2 separate regions of the Mus musculus genome follow, and region 2 is linked to region 1. The links are chromatin contacts, found by Hi-C or POLR2A ChIA-PET in ENCODE. All regions are on one chromosome and are shown on one strand. The core of a region is the stretch at or near the end of the contact, and the rest is flanking DNA. Distances in the headings are between cores, read along the strand shown. Region 1 overlaps Arhgef10 (Rho guanine nucleotide exchange factor (GEF) 10). Region 2 holds the start of Kbtbd11 (kelch repeat and BTB (POZ) domain containing 11).

Region 1 (4,335 bases), core at 1,364-3,863:
AACAGTGATGACTGTTTATACTGCAGTCAGTCCTAAAGTGTGTTTGTAGCCAGGGTTGATCCTCAGTATCCAGACAGCCACTGATGACTCTGATCCAGAGTAGACGCACAGACTTACATTTTTTTTAAAAGCATCTTTCTGTTGGTGACTTGTACTAGGCAAATGGAGAATGGGGTTAGGATCAGTAAGAAACCTTAAGAAAAAATACAAAGCAGGATGGCTTGACCAACTCCCGTGGAAGGAAAAACCGGAAAAGGATTCGTTCTCTTGGAGGCCTGTGTGCTGCTGTGACCTTTGCATCCCAATTTCTGTGCAAAGCTGAGTCATCCCGGACAACCACCACCTCTCCCATAGCACTGTGAAGGCCACAGCAGGTGCTAACCACAGGAAAGTGGGGGAAAGAGGAGCCAGCCAGCGAAGCAGAGCAGAACAGAGCCGGGCTTGCCCACTGTCTGAGGGTGAGGTGTGGGGTTAGAGGCTGAGTGTGGAGCAGCTCAGAGGAGCTACTCCCCAGGAGAGGGGTGCTGTCCTCACGCTGAGCTCAGAAGCATTGCTGTATGTCCTGTTAAGAAGAACCTGTTCAGGCGCCAATCTGTAGTTGCAAGCCGCCCGCGACCTACATGAACTGGGTACTCCTGGAAGGCAGGCTTAGGGTGAAAGAGAGACTAGACGGCGAGAGAAATAATGAAGCCAAGACAAATTTTCTCTGATCAAGGCCCGTGAGTTTACTAAGAGACTGTGCTTAAAAGGGAGAAGCCCCCCCCCCCACCCGCCCCTCCCCCTCCCCGGCCAGTCCATCCTTGGTGACTGTAGCTGCCAGCCCGGAAGACCCAGCGCAACATGGATGTCTCAAAGGTGTCTCAGCAGGCAGCAGGATCTCAGAGAAGAGCAGGGCAGTTGACACCTCAAAAGAAGCCAGCCAAGGCGGAAAGCTGCACGGCAGGTGGCCCCACCTCAGTGATGACAAGGTCTGCACCAGCCCACTACAATGTGGGGAGTCCTGGAGACCTGCAGACCACACTTTGCAGGCCGATGCTGATCTCCTGTCTTTAAGGAAGCTCAGAGATTACCTCAGGGAATGGCAGCTTCTGACAGCAGCTTTTCACACTCTTCAGCAGCGAGGCAGTTGTTCCGCCTTCTAGAAGTTTGCTCTGCTTCTCACTGTGGGTGCGCCCATGCCTTGGCATGACGCGTATCATTGTCCTGCTGCTGATATTGGTGGAGTGCCATGCCCTTTGAGGTGGTGACTTGGTGGGCATGTGACTTCATCTGTTAATGTCTCCCTTGATTAGCCTTTCCTCATCCCCCCGCTTTACAGCATGCCTTACAGATGGGATCCGCAGGACGAATTAAGGGCCCTGCCATCCCCAGGGGGCATTTCAGTTTAATGATGTGGTATTGTTGTTCATGTTTATTTATTATGAGCCTGTGATGAACCAAGTGCTGGGTCCTGCGAGCTGCCAGTGAATGTGGCACAGGCCAGGCTATCCTGAAGAAATTTAGGAGCAGACCTTCTGATGCACAGACAGTGTGCACTGTGTAGCACATCCCATAATGGAGATAAAGGGGAGACTGTGTTCTCAGAAACAGTGTCTTTTAAGAACTGTCTTCCGGAAGGACAGAGGGTTCTGCAGATTGAGGTGGGCACCCTGACTCACCCTTGCATGTGTGCCCTTGGCTGGTGACCCATTTGCAGCTGTACTGGCCTGGGTACTCCTGAAGGAGCCATGGTTGCGGGGTGACTGCAGAAGTCCAGCCAGCCAGCCCTGGGGTCCATGGGAGACTAGCCCTGGGTTGCCCCTTCTGTCTTAGGAACACGGAACTGGAGAAGGCCCCTGCTATCTCTTGTTGCTTGAGATGCAGTGAGTCCCGCATCTGAGAGGCATACACAGCAGGGATGACTAAATCCTTTTTTTTTTTTTTTTTTTGGGTTTTCGAGACAGGGTTTCTCTGTGTAGCCCTGGCTGTCCTGGAACTCACTTTGTAGACTAGGCTGGCCTGGAACTCAGAAATCCACCTGCCTCTGCCTCCCGAGTGCTGGGATTAAAGGCGTGCGCCACCACGCCCGGCCTGGGCTGTGTGAGTGGCATGACTCCCAGGCTGTCCGTACTCCCTTGCTGAGGTTTAATGGAATGCCAGCTATATCTGAAGTGTCAAAGGTGGTGCTTCGATGTTGTCCACGTGTAAAGCAAAGTGCACAGAGCAGCCAAGTTGGTTAGGCAGCCATTATCACAGACAGGAAAATTTTACTCTTCTACGTCTTGAGGGTTAGGCATTTAGGACATGTTGCTGGGTCAGGTGGCTCAGCAGGTACTGATCACCAAGCCTGACTGGCCTGCGCTTGCTCTCTGCTGCTCACATGGTGGAAGAGAGAATCCATCCCTTCAAGTTGTCTTGTGTGCATGCCGACCTCAGTAATGGGCATCTTTCTGCACTTGAGAGGTTTGCTACTGCTGCTGCAGACTCTGTCTAACAGTAGATACTGGGAAGGGGCTGGACTGGGTGTGTCTAGATCCACCTCACAGCAGGGGCAGCCTGTCTTTAGGATCCAATGAGCCGCCCTCCAGTCAGTCACACCAGCAGCAGGCTGAACTGGTAATCAGAGGTCCCCGAGTCTCCCCTGTGCTTCCTTTAGAGTTTTGGCCTCTGTGTGTTCTTTCCCCTTCCCTGGGTGGGGCCTGTTATCTCAGGATGTTTCGAGAAGCTGGGTAGAAGTTCTTGTTCCCATTGAAATCGTACGACTTTTGTGTTGTTTTGAACGACTGTAACATTCAGCTCTGGAAGCTTGGTCTGCTGTTTTGTGTTGGAGGCAGAACGTGGGTGTCACTGCCTAGCAACCAGTGCTGAGGAAGGGTGAGGCTGTGCCAGCAGAAGCAGCAAGGAGCTGCCCCGACACAGCTCCAAGCACCCAGAAAGCAGGCTTCAGATGGAGGCAGGGCATGAACGTTAGTCGTTAGTCGTATTGGGTTTCCACGATGGACTTTGCCTACAGAGAGGGGCCTGGGAACCAGTGGCCTGGGCTCCTGTGGGGACCCATGGGTTGGGTTAAGCATTCGGATCTCCTGAAATGACTTTGGAAAGTGTGTACTTTCCTGAGGGCAGTTTAAAGTGTTTTACTGACTTTTCAGGCTGTAGCTCATGGTTGGGAAGAGAAAGATGGTGAGCCATCTGTTGGGTAAGCTGCCCCTGTGCACGCTGGTCACAGACCCAAGAGGTGGGTCCTCATTTTCTGTGTCAGATGGTTATCTGTATTGGCTTACCTAGCACATGGTCCATAGGTGGCCTGGGGACTCAGGTGATGTAGGATCCCACTTGTCTTTCTGGTGGTCCCCATCAAAATAAGAACACACCCCCTGGTGTTACATCTGCATTCTTGCTGTATTTAACATACCCATGTCAGATGATATGATAATTTGACATCTGAACCCAAAACACAATGATTGAACAAGATCCCTAGTGTTTCTGTCTCCTAGAAAATTGTTTTTCAACTTGCGATTAACACGTGATAATTAGAAATGTTTGTGGGGCACAGAGTGACATTTCGGTCCTGACAGAACACATCCTGACTGATCTGAGTACTTAATGCCACCACCTCCTTGCCATTCCTCTGCATCTGGAGCTTCGTGTCACCTCTCTTCCAGCTATCCACTGGTTGCTGTAAACTGTAGTCAGTTACACTGCCTAGCGCTTTGTCTGCACCTATCTGGAGCCCCCTCTTCAGTCTCCTCTCCTCTCCCCACTCCCAGCTGCTGGAGTAACTATTCCACATACGGACCCTCGTCTTGCCTTTCTCACATGGTGTTTATCTTCCTGGGTCTGACTTATTTCATTTAGCACAGTGTACTCCGGTGCCATCCAGTTTGCCACAGATGGCAGGACTCAATGCTCTGTTACTGGGTGTAATTTTCCATTGTGTGTACCACATTCTCATTGTCAGCTCTGTCTGCTGATGGACACTGCAGTTGATTCTGTGTCAGGCGCTTGTGACAAGGGCTGGAATCAGCACAGGTGTGCCTGACACCCCCACATCCCCCCATTTATTCCCTGAGATACAGGCTTGGGTCGGATAGCCGGAGCATGTGGAGTGTTTGTTCAGGGTTTTCTGCAAAGCCTCCCTACTGTTCTCTGAGGGTGGCTCTAAGATCCCCATGAGCACCAAGTGATAATTCCCCTTTCTCTGAGTTCTTGCCTGTATTTGCTATTTTGTTTTTGATGATAGCCATTCTCACTGGTATGAGGTGAGGTTTGATGTGGCTTTTCCACAGTGCACATGGACTTATTGGGCATTTGTGTGTCTTACTCTTAGACATGTCTGTTCAGATTATTCGCCTGTTT
Region 2 (4,335 bases), core at 902-3,401, 43 kb after region 1:
TCTGAGTACCAGGCTCCTAGGCACCGGTCTGCGGTGTGTGAAGAGAAAGGAGAGCCCAGGCAGCTCAGCCACCATATCTAAGACGCATCTGAAAGAATCCACATGCAGATTGGTGGCGGCGTTTCTAGGAGTGGCCTGGTCAGACAAGGCTGGTACTTAAGGGAGTCCCATGGGGACAACTTCCCTCTTACACAGCATGGATTGGATTTTGAAATGAACCAACAAACATCTAATTATTTATTCTTAATGCCGAAAAGCTGGAAGTACTTAGAGTAACTGGCTCCATTCCTGACAGTCATTGGAATTTAATTGCTTGGGGGAGGGGGTAGCAGTGCAGAACATGAAGTCTTACGGGCTTTAAAAAATCCTGGGGACTGTCTGGTCTGGCATCTGTGAGCAAACAACACCCAGGATCCCCACAGGAGCCAACTAAAGCGCTTAAGAGTAGGAACGAGGTGTGACATGGGTATGACCTACAGGCAGGCAACCTTCCTTTTATACTTCACAAGGCTGCGTGCAGGAAAGATCAACCATAAAGGCACAGACGGAGAGAGCTGAGAGCTCTCAGGGCAATGGTAGAATCGGGGGAACGCCCTCCCTGGAGAAAGATGGCTCCACTACCCACTGCACAGCATACATCCTTCCATCTGACTTGGGTACTGTCAGGGAGACAGGTTGAGCATCTTGTCCCTGTCAGGTTTGAGAGGGATGACTGCATTCAGGGTGTCGTCTGCGTGCTGCTGCTGGCTCTCTCCCAGCCTGTTGCTCTGACCTGGACCTGGTCGGTTTTACCCAGCACTAAGGGTGTGAAAGGCTCAGTCAGTGCCACACCTGTTCACACCTGTCTCTGGGAGATAGCCACGGTGATGCATCTCAAGTCTGCAGTACGGTCCGGTTCTTCCTGAGGCAGGAGGATTCGATGGCACACTCCCTCCGCGATTACAGTCCTGGTCAGTTTCAGGACCTCATGAAGCATGAAGAATTTCCAACTAATTACCACACCTCTGGCAAATTTCAATGACGTCACTGAAATAGAGTCTATAAATGTGTAAGTGGGGAAACACATGGCAGGTAACCCCCAAACACCCCCTCTACGAGACACCAGAAGGTTATTTTTAATTACTTCCTTTACTTTTTTTTTTTCATCCTTTCAGAAAATTTCCATGAACAGCCTACTTAGTGTATAGCTTTGTAAAAATCCCTGTTGGAATGGGGTTGGGGTAGGTCTGTAAATGGTACCCAGCCCAGTGTGGGAGCTGGTCCACCCAGCATCCAGAGCCAGGATGATGGAGGCTGGGCACGTGGAGAAAGCCCTGAGGCCGCATCCTGGTCACCTTTCTGCCTTTTCTCCACCCACGTGTAAATGGAGACACACTAAGAGACCTTGAGAGTTACCTATTTGAGGACAAACTGAAATTAACATAATGAAAATGAAAATGATCTCAGCCTGTTTCTATTGTAACCAACAGGAACGGAAGGAAGGAGTCATTCCAGCAGTTTGCAGCTTTCTGCCCTGGTTGATGCCTGGCTACTGAACAAGAAGCGTTTTTACAGCTTTGGTGTTGAACTCAGAAAGGCTGGTGGTATAAATTGGCCAAGAATATCAAAGCAGAGTAGAGAGCAAATGTTCACATCCTCTGTTCACAGAAATCTGGCCATCGGTAATTTGCATAAAGCTGTTAAAAGAAGCATTTATCCCAGGATCAACCCTGATTTGACACACACTCCTTATGTTACCCGAGGCTGCCCACACAAGAGGAGAAGGCCAGTCTAGACACCAAGAAATGTCCACCAACTGGTTGGTCAGCTTCACTATACAGAACTTTCTTAAGATTCTAGACTCTATCAGGATGTGGGCAACAGATTTTTAATTACTATGTGTGGGATCGCTTCTTACAGATGCTCAGCGGGACCCAGGATGTAATGCTGGAGGTCAAACAGCCAAGAGCGCCCTAGGTAGGGCAAAGCTCGCGGCAGACACCTGTTCCTGGTGCTTTTTGGGGTTGGGAAGGGCTCAACAGGTCATGCCCGCGGGGTGCAGCAGCGGGGTCTCTTTACTGGAGGTGCTCTGTGCGCCACGGTGCTGCTGTCAAGGCTGGAGGCTACCAAGAGCGAGCTCCCAGCTTCTGCTCACTTGGTCTGGAATGGGTTAAGTGCGGAGGCGCAGGAGCTGTTGCGGGCAGGCGCCGGGCACCGCGCACACTAGATCCACGGAGGGCTAGCTCAGCTGCAGCCTCTGCCGGAAGACCCCCAAGCCGTAGGTGGCAGGCGGGGACAGCGAGGTGCACGCGCGCCCCGGCCGTGGGCGGCCTCCCAGCTCGCGCTCCCTCCAAGTGCAGGGCATACTCAGTCGCTGCCAACCCGGAGGTTGGCACGCGTGCGGAGGAGCCCGGCGCGTTCCCGGCATCGGGAAAGCGCACAGAATCGCAGCGCTCGCACAGGTGCGTGGAAGGTTCGCTCGCCCCGGGGGCGCTCACACAGGTGCGCGTGAATGGTCGCGTGCGCATGCGCGTCACACACCCCACGCCCCCCGGCCAGGCTGCGCGTCCTGGGCTCGGGTGGGTTTGCAGGGGTGGAGGGAGAGCGGCGAGCTGCGAGCGGTGAGGTAGGGGCCCGGGCGCGGCCTGCGGGACTCCTGGAGGATGGAGGGCCTTGTGGGTGGTAGGCAGGGACGCTGCTCTTGGAGGGAAGTGGGGACTGGGGGTTCGGAGGACCGGATTGATCCAAGAAAAAAAGCACCGGGCGTGGCGTGGGAGGACGACAGGCGACAGTGAGTCGCCTGCACGGGCCCCTCCCTGGCATGGGTCTGGCCGCTCCCCTCCTGCTGCCTGTGACACTGGGTTCTTTATGGGGGGGGGGGTGCAGCTCAGGGACTGGGCGCTAGCTAGCTCGGAAAGTGGACATGATTTGGCGGACCCGGACGGGGACCCCCTAGGCAGACTCTTGACGCCACGGGTAGTCTGCGGGACGCGTGGGCCACGCACAGCTACAGTATTCGTTCGGGGAGCCTCGGCTCGTAGAGCCAGACAGTGGGTCAGGGATGCCTGGTGGCCTGCGCGGGTACGTGCCTGACAGCACGGTGGGGAGGGGATGGAAGGAGGAAAGCGCGCTGCATTTAAATTAGGATTGAGTGCGCGGTTCGCCTTCATCCTGGGAAGAGGCTGGGAGTGGAGCCCAAGCCTTCCTGGAACCTTGCCAGCCCCGCTGTGCGGCTGGGACAACCCCTTCCAGGGCAGCCAACCCCCTCCAGGGCGGTGGGGGCAGGTCCTGCCGAGTTCCTCTCGGTTGGCCCTCTGCACCTGTAGCATTAGACCGGAGAGTTTTCACTCCAACATTATTTAGCTTTCCTAAAGAAGCACTTCTTTCCCCAGCCTGCTACAGTCTAGTCCAGGGATAGAAAGAATGAGCTCTTTTCCCTCCTCTAGCTCCACTCGGGAGCTTATCTTGAAGTTCCCAGCATCTTTCAACACCGAGTGACTAGTCCTTGGTTCCCCGTGGGTTCCCAGCACCCTACTCCTAACCACTGAATTACTCAGTCTCTAATTAGTAACCCTCACCGCTGTCAATGGCGCCCTTAAGCCTTTCATCCTAAGGGTTCCTATTATTAGACCCCCACCCCCACCCCAAGCCCTGCCAGGCAGAAAGGAGCTTTCCTGGGTACCGGGTACCCGGAGTTGCTGGGAAAAAACCGCGTCCCCACACTGACTGACTAGGCGCTCCAACGCTCCCTTCCGGTGTAACTCGGCTAAGGTCCTGATGAGATAAAAAGAATTCAGAGCTTTTCATATCAACTACTAGAAATGGCTCATCATATCATTAGAAAAATACAGAGGAAAGATACTTAAAATGTTTTGTTTACCGTCTGTAAGGTCGTCTCTGGTTTACGAGTTGGGAGAGAGCATTAAATGTGCTTTTCTGTACGAGCCCTTCCCAGCTACACCAGTTTGGGGGCCATTACGCCCTATGTCTAGATCGGTGGGTCACAGGCTGGGTCACATCATCACTTTGTTCTCCCGCGCGGGTGGTGGTCTCTAGTGGGGTATGTTCAGTACAGTCCCAGCATGAACAAAGACTGTCTCTCTCCTTGCAATGCCTTTTGCCAGCACTCCATCTAGGCTCATATTTCAGATGTTTCCTAAACACCATGGCATAGATTACTGTGTAATAACAGCTCGGTGCAAATCTGGATCCACTTAGGCAGTTGCACTGATTCTCTGGACCGCCCTGCATTGAGGCTGTGGTCAGAACAGACTGTGTCAGCTGAGAGTCGGGACTGCCTGGAGCAGAGCAGGCTGCCTCCAGTGGAAACCAGCCCAGTCTCCCATGAGCCCCTGT

The links. A loop is a pair of places that touch in the nucleus more often than their neighbours do. ChIA-PET counts read pairs that join two places held with the same protein, here RNA polymerase II (POLR2A).
Region 2: a map of left cerebral cortex shows a loop between it and region 1 (6-fold over the local background). The contact joins the promoter of Kbtbd11 here to the enhancer-like site in region 1. A Hi-C loop is called at or near these places in 9 of 37 maps with a recorded cell type or tissue (T-helper 1 cell, T-helper 17 cell, left cerebral cortex and 1 more). POLR2A ChIA-PET finds 5 or more read pairs at or near these places in 4 of 5 experiments (Patski and embryonic stem cell).

What each region holds. Positions count from the first base shown.
Region 1 is chr8:14,965,363-14,969,697 of GRCm38, forward strand. All of the region lies in intron 18 of Arhgef10 (Rho guanine nucleotide exchange factor (GEF) 10), which reads left to right. Among named protein-coding and RNA genes, the nearest start is that of Gm16350, 6.3 kb to the left of the region's middle. Within about 2 kb of position 2,614, at least 1 of the 3 ENCODE cell types and tissues checked has a DNase peak (open chromatin) inside an H3K27ac peak, as active enhancers do.
Region 2 is chr8:15,008,874-15,013,208 of GRCm38, forward strand. It overlaps Kbtbd11 (kelch repeat and BTB (POZ) domain containing 11), which reads left to right and starts at 2,152. Exons shown (of 2, transcript NM_029116.2): 1 at 2,152-2,441. 5830468F06Rik (a long non-coding RNA gene) reads right to left here. Exons shown (of 2, transcript XR_003947516.1): 2 at 1,858-4,335.